Linked DNA regions of Mus musculus: region 2 is linked to region 1. The links are chromatin loops, found by intact Hi-C in ENCODE. Cell type or tissue: heart. All regions are shown on one strand. Each heading gives the region's core, and the rest is flanking DNA. Links, peaks and the distances in the headings are about the cores only.

Evidence for each region. Peaks named below come from ENCODE experiments on the same cell type or tissue, not always from the same donor. Only the 100,000 strongest peaks of a DNase experiment are listed, where the experiment ranks them.
Region 2: a loop joins it to region 1, with 2.3 times the contacts of the local background. A loop is called at or near these places in 1 of 42 quality-filtered maps.

Annotation. Positions count from the first base shown.
Region 1 is chr11:75,048,625-75,055,650 of GRCm38, forward strand. It overlaps Smg6 (Smg-6 homolog, nonsense mediated mRNA decay factor (C. elegans)), which reads left to right. Exons shown (of 19, transcript NM_001002764.2): 13 at 5,138-5,339. Among named protein-coding and RNA genes, the nearest start is that of Gm51907, 80 kb to the right of the region's middle. In heart, for the core only: a CTCF peak has its summit at 3,161; DNase peaks (open chromatin) are centred at 3,247, 3,757 and 5,307; H3K27ac peaks cover 4,671 bases.
Region 2 is chr11:75,135,580-75,142,605 of GRCm38, forward strand. Smg6 (Smg-6 homolog, nonsense mediated mRNA decay factor (C. elegans)) reads left to right here. Exons shown (of 19, transcript NM_001002764.2): 14 at 3,614-3,790. Among named protein-coding and RNA genes, the nearest start is that of Gm51907, 7.3 kb to the left of the region's middle. In heart, for the core only: a CTCF peak has its summit at 3,937; DNase peaks (open chromatin) are centred at 1,272, 1,652, 3,732, 5,032 and 1 weaker place; H3K4me3 peaks cover 454 bases; H3K27ac peaks cover 4,181 bases.

The sequences.
Region 1 (7,026 bases), core at 703-5,702:
GATAATCTTCAACTAGGTTACCTAGTAGGCATCTCGTATTCGTGAAGCAAGGTATCTTGCTACTTGCCTTACCTCCTAGAATACTGATCTCTTTGTGTTGTGGCAGCATCTAAAACACAGATTTTGTGGTTCCTGTATCTCAGTGAGAGAGCTGCATCTCCACCCTTATAGCCTATTATAGTTCTTGTCACTGAAGTTCCAGAACTGTGGACTCATCCCACTACAAACAGGCTTTGGGCAGGACTTACTAACATTTTATGCCTAAGATATTATTCTTGTAGCACCACTAGACTTGTTAGGTTTAGAACCATTTCTGCAACTAGCTGCTTATACCCTGCCATTTTCCTGCAGTTAAGTAAGAAATGTTCCAGGGCAACCAGGGATTAATGTTGTCTATAGATCCAGAGAGTTGGGTTCCCAAAGGGAAATACATTTTTTTAAGCAGATAATATATGCCATTGAACATTTGTTTGATTGTTTTTTGCCTTTCCCATGAATTTGTGCTCACTGGGCTTTTAGCTTCCTTGTACCTACTTTCTATACCACCTTGGCTGTTTCCAGATTTCTTCACCCCAGGAACCCAAAACCCAACTTGTTTCCCATCTGTACAACCTCTCTGATCTTCCATAGCTCTGAAACACAATGCAGGGCTTCTTCTCACTCACCTCTTTCCGGGTTTGTTCTGCAGCTGTGGAGTTTGAATGTTAGTGTTTAAACAAGCTGGTATTACACAGGAAACGGCCACCTCCACAGGCCCCTGCAGGCTTGTAACATGGGGTCATTGTACTTGATATTAATCACCAGTCAGCCTATTCCCCCAGTAAAAATATGAAGAAGTGTGTGAATGCTTAGTCTTCCTTGGTCTTTCTAGAAAGACAGACTGAGCCCTGGTCAGACCATTCCAACCTTTTGCCATTCCTTAATCCTGTCTGTTGGAGCTCTGGAAACAGTTCTACCTGACTTTCCCTGGCAGATAGCAGACCTTTCTCTCTTTCCGCATTTCAGACAAGGAGATGATGACTGTGGTATACCATGTCTCATATGTTCCACACCTCAGTCTTGCAGGGCACATAGCTGTATAGCATCACCTGTGAGAACTATAGAAACACAAAAAACTGTGGGCTCACTAGAGAACAAGCTTCTCAATTCCCTGGACTGAATAGCTTTCTAATGCTATTTGCAGAACTAACCCTAGCCTGAAGGGTTAATCTGATTCCCCAAGTCAATATCCTCCAAACAACCAGCCAAGAGTGTGTGTTGGTTCATTTCTGTGAAATGTGTTTCCCCAGTCACCTGGGCTGGCCTGGGCTGCATTGTATCGGCCAGCAGCTGCACTGCACTCAAACTGACAGCTACATTAAACCTTGGAATTCTGAGGCAATAAAAAGTAAATTAACTCTTCCCCCACCCCACCCCTTGCTGGTGGAGTAAGTGAATGCATGTCTGTAGTGAACCTTGGTACTGAGTGCATACCTCTAACTAGTCATTGCTGGTCTGTCTCAGGCTAGGATCTGGCATTCAGACTACAGCCAGAGCTCTGCTTTCCTAGTGTGTGGTGTGTTCTTCGAGGTTGGGCTAGTGGGTCACTTTGCAACTGCTGATCCCTGAACACTAATCACACCCCAGCTTCTGAGAGACTTCATTGTCGCCATTCTGGGAGCCATAAATGGGTTTATTGAATACAGTTTCATATTCTCAGGCTGATTTGTGTCTGCTTGGTGAAGAGTGTACCCTAACTTTAGTGAGATTTTGTAGGCTCTGGTACATTCTTCAAATACAAGTTGAACCAGAAGAAGCCAGAAGGATTTGTCTAAGCCAAGCATAGGACCATATACCTGTGATCCCAGCAGTCAGGATCACTGAGGCTTTGAAGCCAGTCAGGGCTACATGGTGAGTTCCAAGGCAGCCTGGACTACAGAGTGAGGCTCTTCATACCCTTCTACCCACCTATAACCTTCGGTCTCCTCAGCAAAAAGCTAGATAGGAATGGGTGGCAGAGGGGCTTGACTGAACCCCACATGTTCTCAAGTATCTTCAAGCTCTTCATAGCCACAAGGATTTTACTTTGTGCCCTTCCATCAACCTGGACTCCTAAGGCTTCAAGGGCTGCTATGAGGTGAAGGTTAAATGGCGCTTCTTATTAGGATAAGAAAGAAACATGGGGAAAAAATTCAAGACGTCCCCCTTCTGCTTAAACAGGAAACTGTTCACGCATGGAATTGACCTCTCAACCCTTACATCATCCTCTCGCAGATATTAGCTTTTCAGTTCAGGCCTCTCACCTGGGTTTTTGGAGAACATCTCTTTCTCCTCCTCCTCCTCCTCCTCCTCCTCCTCCTCCTCCTCCTCCTCCTCCTCCTCCTCCTCCTCCTCGTCATCATCGTCGTCGTCGTTAGTTTCTTGATTCTTATTTCCCATACCTTTGTCACAGGTTGGCCCATGGGTACCAACAAGATCAGGCTGACCTGATTGGAGTGACTTTTCATTGAAGCATTTTTTATATCTCCTTGATTCTGATCAGTCTAGCTTGACCCTTGGACTGCTTTTATTTATATTTCTGACTTGGGAACTCAGGGCACTTCCCATGTCTTTTGGCCCCAGCTGCTGTCTTACAAAATCAACAGGGTAAGAACTCTCATCTACCTTATCACTGCAGTGTGTCATAAGGTTTTGGCACAAGGTGAGTAGTAATGGGCAAAAGATAGAGGTGGGCAGGAGTCCCTAGTGATGAGCAGCAGTCTCTGGGAGGAGTCAGTTTGCTTTATCTGAGCCTTAGGGGACAGGAGAGCATGGTAATGAGAACCACATGGTACCACATATTTCTTCTTCTTGGATCCAAGATGGTAAGGGTGGGAGGATGAGAGGGATGTGGGGCCTCCCACTGAGGAAACTGTGGGTGATTTTCTGCCGCCTCTCTCTGGCTGGGGATACTACTGCCTACACCCTCATCCCTAACTATGTCCTCAAGCAGCCTTGACCTGTTTAGCACCAACCATGACCTCCAAGCCAAGAATTCAGATGGGAGACTTTTCACCTTCTTCCTTCTTACTGGCGTTTTTCCTGTTTATTTTCCAAATTGCTGCTCTGCAGCCAAGCAGTGCCTGTTGGCCAAAGCTCACCACGCTGTGGGATCAGACTCAGGCAGTGGGCTCAAGTGGCCAGCAGGGCACTGGGGGAGGAAGCAGGGAACTGGAAGAGCCTCCCTGTGTGTCTCCCATGGGCAGCACTAACCTCAGAGGCAGCCCTGAGCAGCCCTATCACATCCGGTGCTTGTCTCTGCAGCCGGACCGGAGGATAAACTATCAGAGCTGTGGGGCAGTGCATCATTCCTCTTATTATTTTCTTCTCTGCAGATGGGGTCGTGGAAAGTTCAGTTCCTTTTAACCCTCAAAGTTCTGTTTATTCTACAGCTGGTAGCCTGAGTGCCGCGTTTCCCATTACATCACAGAGGAGCCCAGGCAGATTTCTGCACAGAAAAACGTGTTGCAACTGTTTATTTTTTTCCATATTTAAACATTTCTGACAGCCAAACTCAGCTGAGCCAAAAGATGGAGCTTTGTGAATGAGTCTGGTTGTTGGTGTCCATGCAGAGGGCTTTAGAAAACCTGCATCCCCCTGGTGATTCTTCCCAAACGTGTTCTTCTTGCTAGGCAAAGCCTGGGAAGTGACTTGGTTCTGCAGTACACGTGTGTTGATTATGTGCCGTTGTATGATTAATGGGACCATGTTCCGCCTGGTTCCCAGGACGCTCTTGAAAACAAGATGTTTCATTTCATTGCCTTTTCCTAGTGTAGTGATCTCAGTAAATAAACCACCTCAGCCTCCTTCCACCTGGAGCTGGTGAGGGAGGGAGTCCCCATGGCTCTCAGTGGCAATTCCTGGAATGCCCTCTTTCCTGTCATCTTGGAATGGGAGTTGGGGGTTTAATGGCATAGGTCTCAGCCTACCCTGTAGGCTCATGGACAGTACCCCTGGGAGATTTCAGGGGACCCTTAGAACTTATTGGCATAGAGTTTCTTCGTACTCAGTCTTTCCTGTGGAGTTTTCTTGTTGTTTTGTTTTCTATTTGTTTTTTATAGTATTTCTAACATCTTAGCATCTAGAGGGTAGATGCTATTCCATCTCCTGGGTTAGAAGCTTTTCTGGAGGAGAAAATCAAGTCTGTAAACTTGGCAACCATTGGATACAATTACAATTGAGGTTCACTTAGGCAGGCAAAGTTTAGGTGATGTTTAGCACCCACCAAACAGTCTGAGCCACAATAGGTGATGGTATGAACTAAATGAACCTTCTTTCTATAATTCTACCTTGGAGTTTTAAGTAGAGAGAGAGATTTTGTAGTTTTAGTTTTCTTCTCAGGTTTATCCAGAACCCGATGATGTGGGACTGGCTGACCAAGCATCCTGGTCTGTGTTGGACTAGGGGACTTAAGAGATGTGAAAATTTTAGTGCTAAAACTTGGACAGTCCCAGGATGGTTAGTCATCCTGTGTCTAATGTACAAGTGAGAGAAGGAAGAAGGCGTGGGACAGCCAAGATAGCATTGAAATGAGCAAGAAGCTTTCCCTTCCAGAGCAGACTTTGGCAAGACAGGAAGGGGGATTTTCTTGGACATGTATTCATTTTACTGCTTACATATAGAGAATTACTTTATAAAGTATTTCTAAGAGGGAAGCCTACGTGACTACACAGTGTGACTACTCCCTGTGTGCCTGTGGCTGAAGGAGAGAGGCTAGTGCCCAGTTTCTGTCTGTGTGGTATATACTTGACTATGCAAGAGCAGGGACTTCTGAGAGCTGCCGTAGGCACTGGGTATCTAGACTGTTTAAAGTGTCTCATCATACTGTCTGGAAAGGTGACAGAACCAGCATTAGGCAACTGGTTCTCCAAATTCTTTTTCTTTCTCTCTGGTTAGGATTAAAAGTCCCCCGATCAATTTCACCTTTACATAGAGAGTACACACACATAGATGGTAGCTATGGGCACAACTTAATATTACATTTTTGATAATATTTCTTGGGAGCTGCCAGCCAGCCTTACAGCTTTTGTTGCAAGTCCCTTTCCATTCCCAGAGCAGGAAGAACACTTTCACCGACCTCTTTAGAACCGTTCTTCTTTTCTTGTCTTGTTTCTCACAGGGTTGCTGTGGATGTCTGGTCAACACTAGCTGATTTCTGTAACATACTGACTGCAGTCAATCAGTCTGAGGTGCCACTGTACAAGGACCCAGATGATGACCTCACCCTGCTTATCCTGGAAGAGGATCGGCTTCTCTCTGGCTTTGTCCCCTTGCTGGCTGCCCCTCAGGACCCCTGCTACGTGGAGAAAACCTCGGATAAGGTCAGCTGCAGGCCAAACATCCCTTCCCATTTACCCACTCTCTTAATTCTCCAGACTTTATTCTTGGGAAGTTTTCTGTGCAAACGGAACATGATTAAGTCATTGAGAAGGGTGTTAAGGGAAAATATCGACCTTTTAGCCGCTGACATCCAGTTCTGTGTCCTGAAAAAAAATCCCTCTCAACTTCCTTTGGGGGGGGGGGTGTCTCCTGTGTATGTGTATGAGAGAGAGAAATGAAGGGGGGGAAGGAAAGGAGGGAGGGAGGGAGGGAGGAAGAGGGGGGTGGAGGAGAGAGAGCGCAGAGCTCCTGGCATGTTGTATATACGATCATTTCCTCACATGTTTAAATAGTGCAGCTTGTGTTGGCAGTGCTCTTACTCAGCTCCAAATGGTTTGCATCATGCTTAAAGCACCCTCCTTCCTTCCCTCTCCCTCCTTCCCCAGCCACAGAACTCTGCACTAGGAAAACAGCCAGGGCTTTTTCCCTTCTCTAAGGAGGAGAGTGATAAATAGGTGACTAGAGAGAAGCAGACACCATGTGTTAACGTACAAAAAAAGCTTTTAGGAATATGAAGCATTCCTCGCTGCCTGGTTTCTATTTTCCTTCCTCTAAGGAGTGTTTTAACTTGACTTTTTTCTTGTCTGTTTATAGAAAACAAAAGCCATTCCCTGTTACCCTGGTGGGGACTGTGGAGAGTCTAGTTTAACAGTTGGGTCTTTAGCCAGTGGAGAGTAGGGCATTCTGGGTTGTTCCATCACACTCGTGGGGAATTAACAGTCTCCTGTGCTAAGGCACTTTTCAGAGAGTCTGTGGCATCCTACTCCCAAGAGGAGAGCCCTTTGGGGAGTAGTCCATGATTGGCTTCTCAAGAGGAAGTCTTTTTTTTTTTAGATGAATGTTATTTTAAAGTTTTGTTGTTTTGCGGAAGTGTCTCACATATACCCAGGCTGACCCCAGAATGGCTGTGTAGCAGAGGCTGGCCTTAAACTTCTAGTCCTCCTGTCTCAATCTCCCAAGTGCTAAGATAAGGTATGTGTCACTACAAAAAGGAGGAAGAACTCTTCAATCAAGATGAAATGCATAATAGATACAGAAGTGATTTTGTTAAGTCAGTAACTGACGTTCGGGGTTGGGATCTGACCAGGATGGAGTACTTGCCTAGCCTAGCACTTTCATGGCAGCTCACAACTGTCTATAACCTCACTTCCATGGGACCCAACACCCTCACACAGACAATGTCCAGGTAAAACACCAGTGAACACAAAATTAAAAAAAATAAAAAATTGTTTTAAGCCTTGAGTTCAATTTTCCACACCAAGACAGAAAGTAAAAACTGAATTCTAAACATGACCTATAAATATGGGGTTGCTTTGTTTGTTTGTTTGTTTGTTTGTTTGTTTGTTTTTGAGATAGGGCCTCAATATATAGCCCTGGCTGGCATAGAATCCAAAGAGACACTCTACCTCTGCCTTTTGAGTGCTACGATTAAAGATATGTGCCACCATGTCTGGCCTATAAGAGATGTTACTACTGTGCTGCCTAAGTCTCTATATTTATGCATTAATATAATTTATACATAAACAGTCCTTTAGAAAACAAACCAGAACAACTAAGTTGTCTACCAACCACAAGATTCTAGGTTTGATCCTCACAGTACAAACATAAATATAGAGCAAAAAATTAAAA
Region 2 (7,026 bases), core at 838-5,837, 87 kb after region 1:
CCCATTCTCAGCCCCAGTCCAGCGCTGTTGTAATAACCCAAAGGGACTGTATCATGCCCAGCTTTCGCCTCAGAAACAAGGAGAGTTTGCCAATAAGGCAGTGGGCATACCATTTACATCCTCTGCCTTAGAAATTGATACAAAATGGAAAAATATGGTCGAGAAGGGGTTACTGTGAAGATTACATCCTAAATTTCATAGGTACTCTCTCCTTTCCAGAGAATATATGACCCCTTTACCCTTTAACCCCAGAGACTTTACTGCTACGTGGAGATCGTCTTGGAGTTTGCTTTTTAAAGGAGTTGGTTTGAAAGTCTTTCTCCATCCTTTTTTAAAGATTGATTATATGTATGTATATGTATAGATGTATGCGCGCACACACACATACATGAAGAGTACACTGTAGCTGACATCAGACACACCAGAAGAGGGCATCTGATTCCATTACAGATGATTGTGAGCTACCATGTGGCTGCTGGGAACTGAACTCAGGACCTTTGGAAGAACAGTCGATGCTCTTAATCGCTGAGCCATCTCCAGCCTGTCTTTCTCTATTTTGATATATCCCTTACCATATTAAACTGTTGTTTTGTCCCTCTCTGACTCAACTCCTAGAGCCCCTTTGTATGGGAGAATATTCCCAAGAGCCTCCGGTAGAACCCCAGAGTCAAGAGAGCTGTGTTTTTCTCTCCACCAGGCTTATTCCTCTCACACCATGGCAGAATACTCTCACAACCAGCCCAACAAACTGGAAACAGGATTCCATGTGTCTTTGAGCAAGCCCTATACATTACGCCTGTCATGTTCCCAGTTTACTAAATACCTTGAATTCATTTCTCACTGCCACGCTGTAGTTTAGAAACTTAAGAATACTGCATCCAGCCTTAGTTGGTCTCCCTGCTAGTTGGACTACAATGAAGAGAAGACAAAGTCTGGGTAAATTGTCTATGTAAACAGAGTCCTTTTTGGACCTCTTAGATATCCCAGTGAAGCAGAACTCTTACCAATCACAGTAAGTGACATTCCTCTTAAAGGCAAGAATGAATGACCATAGCAGACAAAACTCAGGGAAACTGGGTTCATTCTAAAAGGTGTGCAAATGAAAACTGGAGCAGGGTGGGAGTTCCTTGTCTTTCTTCATGATAGTTCCCACTGAACCTCTAAGGATGTGCTACAGGCAGGCTCAGGATGTCTGCACCCCAGGCTCCTGCTGTGCCCTGGAAATCCCCACCTCCAGGAGTCCCACGTCCACACATGTGGCCTTTCTCCCTCTTGGCCAGGAATCACACTGCTTCCTGAGCCATCTACTCACCCAGGGCCTGCCTTAATGACAACGGTGTTTCTTCCTACTTGTCCAAACATATAACCATGAGACACTGTCTTCTCCTGTGCAGGTTTCTGCTATAGATTGAACTGGGGCTCCTGTAGCCCTTTCACCATCCAGGTGTGCCAAGGACCATTGCAAAATCCTCTCTCCTCTCCTTACTCCTTTTCCTCCTCCCCCAACCCATTCAGTGGCAGCAGTCTCATGCCAAAAAGGAAAGTCCTGGATCCATTACATAATTCTCTATAGTGCGAGCAGTAGCTGGGGCATAAGGTCAGAGGTCATAGTAGGGTCAGGTGGCTGACACACACTGTAACGACAAGGTGGTTAAAATTAGACCACAGAGAGGAAACTGGCAGTCTTGTGGAAATGCAGAAGTTTCCTCTGCAAGTGAGAGACTGGGGATGCAGGGAGGCCACTGTGCGTGCTGCCTGCCAGGCTATTACTCATTTCAGCTCTGTTCTTTAATGCCTTTTAGCCCCTGCTTCTGTATTTCTAACCTTCCTCATCACATGCTTGAATACACAGGATGGAGCCAAGGCTACCTGTCCTTACCCCTTCAGAGATCCAGGAGCAGCCCCCTTAAGCTCTAGAGGCTCTAAGCCTCTTCAGGGAAGCCTCTTAGACGGTGGTGGTCAGATACTTAGCCTAATATTTTACCTTCCGGTGGCAATAGCCATAGGTAAGTACCATCTGGGCAGGGTAAAAGATGGCAGAGAATGAAATTGTGGCACAGATGTCTGGTATGTATGCACTCTCCCTGGCAGAGTGGTGACTCGTTGCACCTTGTCTTAGAAGACGTGGCTCATCCTGTACCACCTGTTGCTGTGGTCCTAGTGAGTTTCTCTCCACCTACCAGTCTTTTCCATGAGCCTGTAGTGTGTCACTTGATTCTTACAGCACCTTGCTAGGGAAATACAAGATGTGATCTTTGGCACTAGAGGGCTTGCCTTCTGCATGGAGGAGTTAGCTGTACAACAGTGGAATGATGAGCCCTGACAGTCCAGCGTCCACATCAGTCCTTCACCTGCCCTTCGCAGTCAGAAATGAGGCTGGAAAGTGGCTCTGAGGGTGATTGGGTAGGGCTAGAGATATGACTTACCAGGTAAGAACACTAGCTGCTCTTCCAGAAAACCCGGGTTCCATTCCCAGCATCCACAGCTCACAACCATCCGTAACTCCAGTTCCAGGGGATCTGATGATATGTTCTGGATTCCTTGTGTACCAGGCATATTGATGGTACACAAACATACATGCAGGCAAAACACCCATGCACATAAAATAAAAATTTACAATGAGTCTTGGTCATTTAACATGTCTTGGAATCACTGATGATTAAAGGGCTGTTCTGTGTCATATCTGGCCAATATGGTGTAGAAAATGTCCTCTGCTTCTTAGATGCACATCAAGCAGGGACCTCCTCGTTGACAACCATCCAGTCAATAGGCATGATAGGGCCCCAGAATCCAACGAATAAGAGAAGGGTACAGATAGCAAGGAAGAGGACAATGCACACATGGGCACAAATAGAGGTGACGGCATGCATATGTGGTCTTGTGGAGAGGATTCCAGTCTAGGTGACTGAGGACACATCATCTGAGACCCTGACAGACTTGACAGCTGATCAGGATAATACTTCATATAACAGCTAAATCAGCACTGTATATGTGCTGCTGTAGCAACATGGGAGCAACTAGTGTGAACTGTGGAGGGCAGAGCTTTGGTGAACTCACCTGCTCTGCCCCATCCTCTCAGCCTGATAATTTCCTGCCCATTCTCAGGTGAGGCAGGAACCATCCAGAGAAGTTCAGAATGACTTAGCTAAGATGAAACAGGCAAGAAAGCTTATCTTTCAGTCTGCAGACTGTCCTGGAGGGAGTCTGGGAACAGGGTGCCAGGGGTGCTAGAAAGCAGTACTTTGTGGTAGCCAACCTGCTGCCATGCATTCCTCGTCCTCTTACTTATATTCCAAACTTAGAAGAAATTATTTTCTGGGTTTTGTTTTTCATAATAGGACTTTAATAAAAGAAAAGTACAAGCCCTGAGGGCACCTGGCATTGGTCCTGAGGTGTCTGCTGCCCCAGGGATGACCTAAAGCAAGGCCTGGCGACTTCCTTCCTTCAGAAGACCTTGGTCTTTGCTTTCCTCCATACACTCTTGTTGCTCATACTACCTCCCTCCCCAGTAACTTTGACACAATTCTCATGTGCCCTGCAGCTAGCAATGTCTCTCGTCTTCATCCTCCCTCTCAGAAAATGCTGTTTTTCTTCTCTCCCTCTCGCCCTGTAGGTTATTGCAGCTGACTGCAAAAGGGTCACAGTGCTGAAGTATTTTCTGGAAGCCCTTTGTGGACAAGAAGAGCCTCTGCTGGCATTCAAGGGTGGAAAATATGTGTCAGTGGCACCCGTCCCAGACACCATGGGAAAGGAAATGGGAAGCCAAGAGGGAAAACAACTGGAAGATGAGGTACTATTCGGGAAGAGCCGCTATGGCAGAGGGAAAGCTCCCCTTCCCCCGTGCCCTGCTGCCCAGGCTGGAGCTTCCCCTTGAGATGATTTATAACCTCTCGCTTAGTTCAGTGTGTGTTGAGGTGACAGCAACCTCTCAAGAGTGCACTCTGCTGGTGCCCCTCCTGCCAGTCCACCCCAGTGCCTCCATCTACGAGTTCCAGATGCTTCTTTTTAATGTTGCATTGGAGGAAAGAGTTTAATAATATTCAGCTCTGGAGGCTTAGGAAAGAGAGTAGAGTGAGGGGTGTTAGGGTTCAGGCTAAGGATCAAGTTTATAGATGTGCGGAGCTCAGCACAGCACAGACCTGAACTCCAGCCTCCAGCTCACGTACAGGAAGAGCTGACATTGCTGGCCCCGTGTGGAAAATCACCCCTCCCCCAGCCTGCTCTCTCTCTCTTACTCCCTCCCTCCTGCACATCCTGATGTGATTAAGGAATTCTCCTCTTGTTTGTTTGCCCTTGATTGTTCCTGTAGCCCTTGCTTCACTCCAGTCTTTCTCTCTCCCTCCCTCCCTCCCTCCATTGCTCATGCCTGTGTGTATGTGTGTGTGTGTGTGTGTGTGTGTGTGTGTGTGTGTGTGTGTGTGTGTGTGAGAGAGAGAGAGAGAGAGAGAGAGACCGAGAGAGAGAGCGCGTATGTGTGCACGCCCATGTTCGCAAGCATGTTTGCCTGTGTACACATCCATGTATCCCTGCTGACCTCCTTAGCAGTTCCCCTGTTGTGCATCTATGTCTTTCTGGGATGATCTCTGATGATCATCTGTATGTGCCCAGTTTGTCAGTTGAAATGAACATTGCTGTCCACACCCCTGAGGCGCCTGTGGACTGAGCGTCATTGTGACTGTGTGGTAGAAATGGAGCATATGTACATATGGCAGCCTCCTTGCTGCTTTTCTGGGTGTGGGTAACTATCTGGGAGTATATACATGTCTCACTTTTGCCTGAAGGTTGGCTCTTTTCTTCTCTTTACTCCATAGTATTAAAGATGAGGGTCCTAGATAGAAAGAAACATAGGATGGAGGGAAGGGACGGAAGCAATTCTAGCCAGAGGCCAGGTCACCCATAGGCCAACACAGTCATTTGGCCCACAGCAGTCTCAAGCGCCCAGTGGAGCAGGGCGGGGTACAAGGATGAAATCAGCAACAGGCCAAGGAAGCCAGATGTCAGCTGGAAGCTGTCGTTTAGGATCTCAGGCAGTGATAGAGTGGCCACCTTTGGAACAGAGTCTTCAGAGAAGCAGTCTTGGCCTGGCTTCGTTAGGATAGCTGGAGAACTCCACCCCATGCCTGATGACACAGGACTCAGCTTCCAGGACAGAGGTGGTTCCAGGGCCATAGCTAAGCCCATGATTCCAGACTCTCTAGATGAAACCTGGGCAGAGAATAAAGGGAAAGAATGAGCTGTCAGCATGGGAGGAGACAGTGGAGTTACCAGAGCCATTGGGGTGTCCAACTTTAGCAAGCAGAACAGTGCTCCTGCAGCTCTAGACGGTGTGGGAAACAGGCCCATGATGTCTATACATCTCCTTTATCTCTCCCATACTAAAAGACTAAAAAAGTAGGCAGTGGAGGATGAGCAAAGCCAGCTCTCCAGCGTGGTTATAAGAGATGCCTCTGAACATCTAGGACTGGCAGCACAAGCATAGCTAGGCAAAGAGGTTGTCCTCCCACCCTAGAAGGGGTGGGCTACCTCTGGTGCCTGATCTGGTTGTACTCTCCTTCTGAGGCTTACTGACCAGGCAAAGGTTCGTGACCCACACCAGGCTGCCCACTTCTTCCTTTTCCCACGAGTCTCCTGGGTTCTTTTATGTTAGTGGTCCCTGGGAAATCCTACTTACCCTGTTCTGTGTAATTTCATAACCCTGCACTTCCTTGTTTGCTATGAGAGCTGAACAAACCTCAGACAAGCTTCTCTGACCCTCCTTTGACCTCAGTCCTGTTCACTCCAAACCAATGCTAACTAACTGTCCATCCCTGGTCAGAGCAGGCAAGGACACTCTTCCTCCGTGAGCCAACAAGCATCTTGTTGCACTTGCTCTTGTCCAGGCTAACCCTGTGAGCAACAAAATAAATGTGAATTTTTCTTCCTCCTCATAGCCAGATATTGATAAGTAAGTGATGCTTGTGGACAGCACCCTAAACCCCCTAGAACCTCTCAGGACAGTTACAGTTATTTTATCCTTACCTGCCATCTCCCAAGACTGGTCTATCTAAATAGGTCCAGGCCTGATAAAGCTGAGCTACCAAGGGCCGTGTCTGGGCTTGCTCTCTCAATTCACAACCCCAGTCCTGCAGTTTTGTTCGTTGTGATTGGTTAGAGCAGGCACAGGAGTCAGACTCACTTGATTTTGAATGCCTGCTCTGCTTCCTGCCACCTCTGTGACTGAACAGGCTATTTTATTCTAAGCCCCTTATTTATAAAGTGCAGATGGTAATAGCTATTGTGCAGGCCCTTGTGAGAATTAAAAGAGTTAATGTATGAAAAACACATAGCTGGGTACACAGCCCATAAAAAGCCCTGAGTAGCTAGTAGCTGTCAGTGTAGTCATCATTCTGTTAGAATTACAAGAATCTTCCTTCTCCTGTTGAATCACTCCCCTACTAGCCCCATCCCCTCAGGCAGCTGTATGTTCTCTCCTGACCAAGGCCAAAAGTGAGAGAGTGAGGAGTGGAGCTAGGACCACCCGGGGAGCAGTGGCTGCTGAGAACTGAGTCTGCAAGTGAGGAAGTGCCATCCCTGGGGAAGGCTCCATCAGCCTGGCAAGAAGGCTCCATAAGCTAGCCAGCCACCTCCTACTTACTCTGCCTAGGCCCTTGGAGGGCAGCTGAGCAAGGCCATGTTATGTGAATTTTTTAATGGGGCCCAGAAGTCTCCACACTACCAGGCTGTGGTCTTAAAAGGAAATCAGGGTAAAGTCTGTAGAGCTACAGCATCTGCTCTTGATACTGTCTGGGGCAAGGGAACTTCCTTGCCTAACTCCCAGATGTTGGCCAGAGTTGATTCCTATCAGATTATTAGCGCGAATTAGATTTAAATTGAGCAGTTCAAGTTTCTCTATTGTTTACTCTTTGAATCATTTGTAATTTCAAAATGAAACCAGGTCCAAAGTTTGTGTTGAATGTGTGCAAGAGAGAACAAGGACTGTAAACACAAGCATGCATGTGAATATATTGATTATAAGTAACACAGATA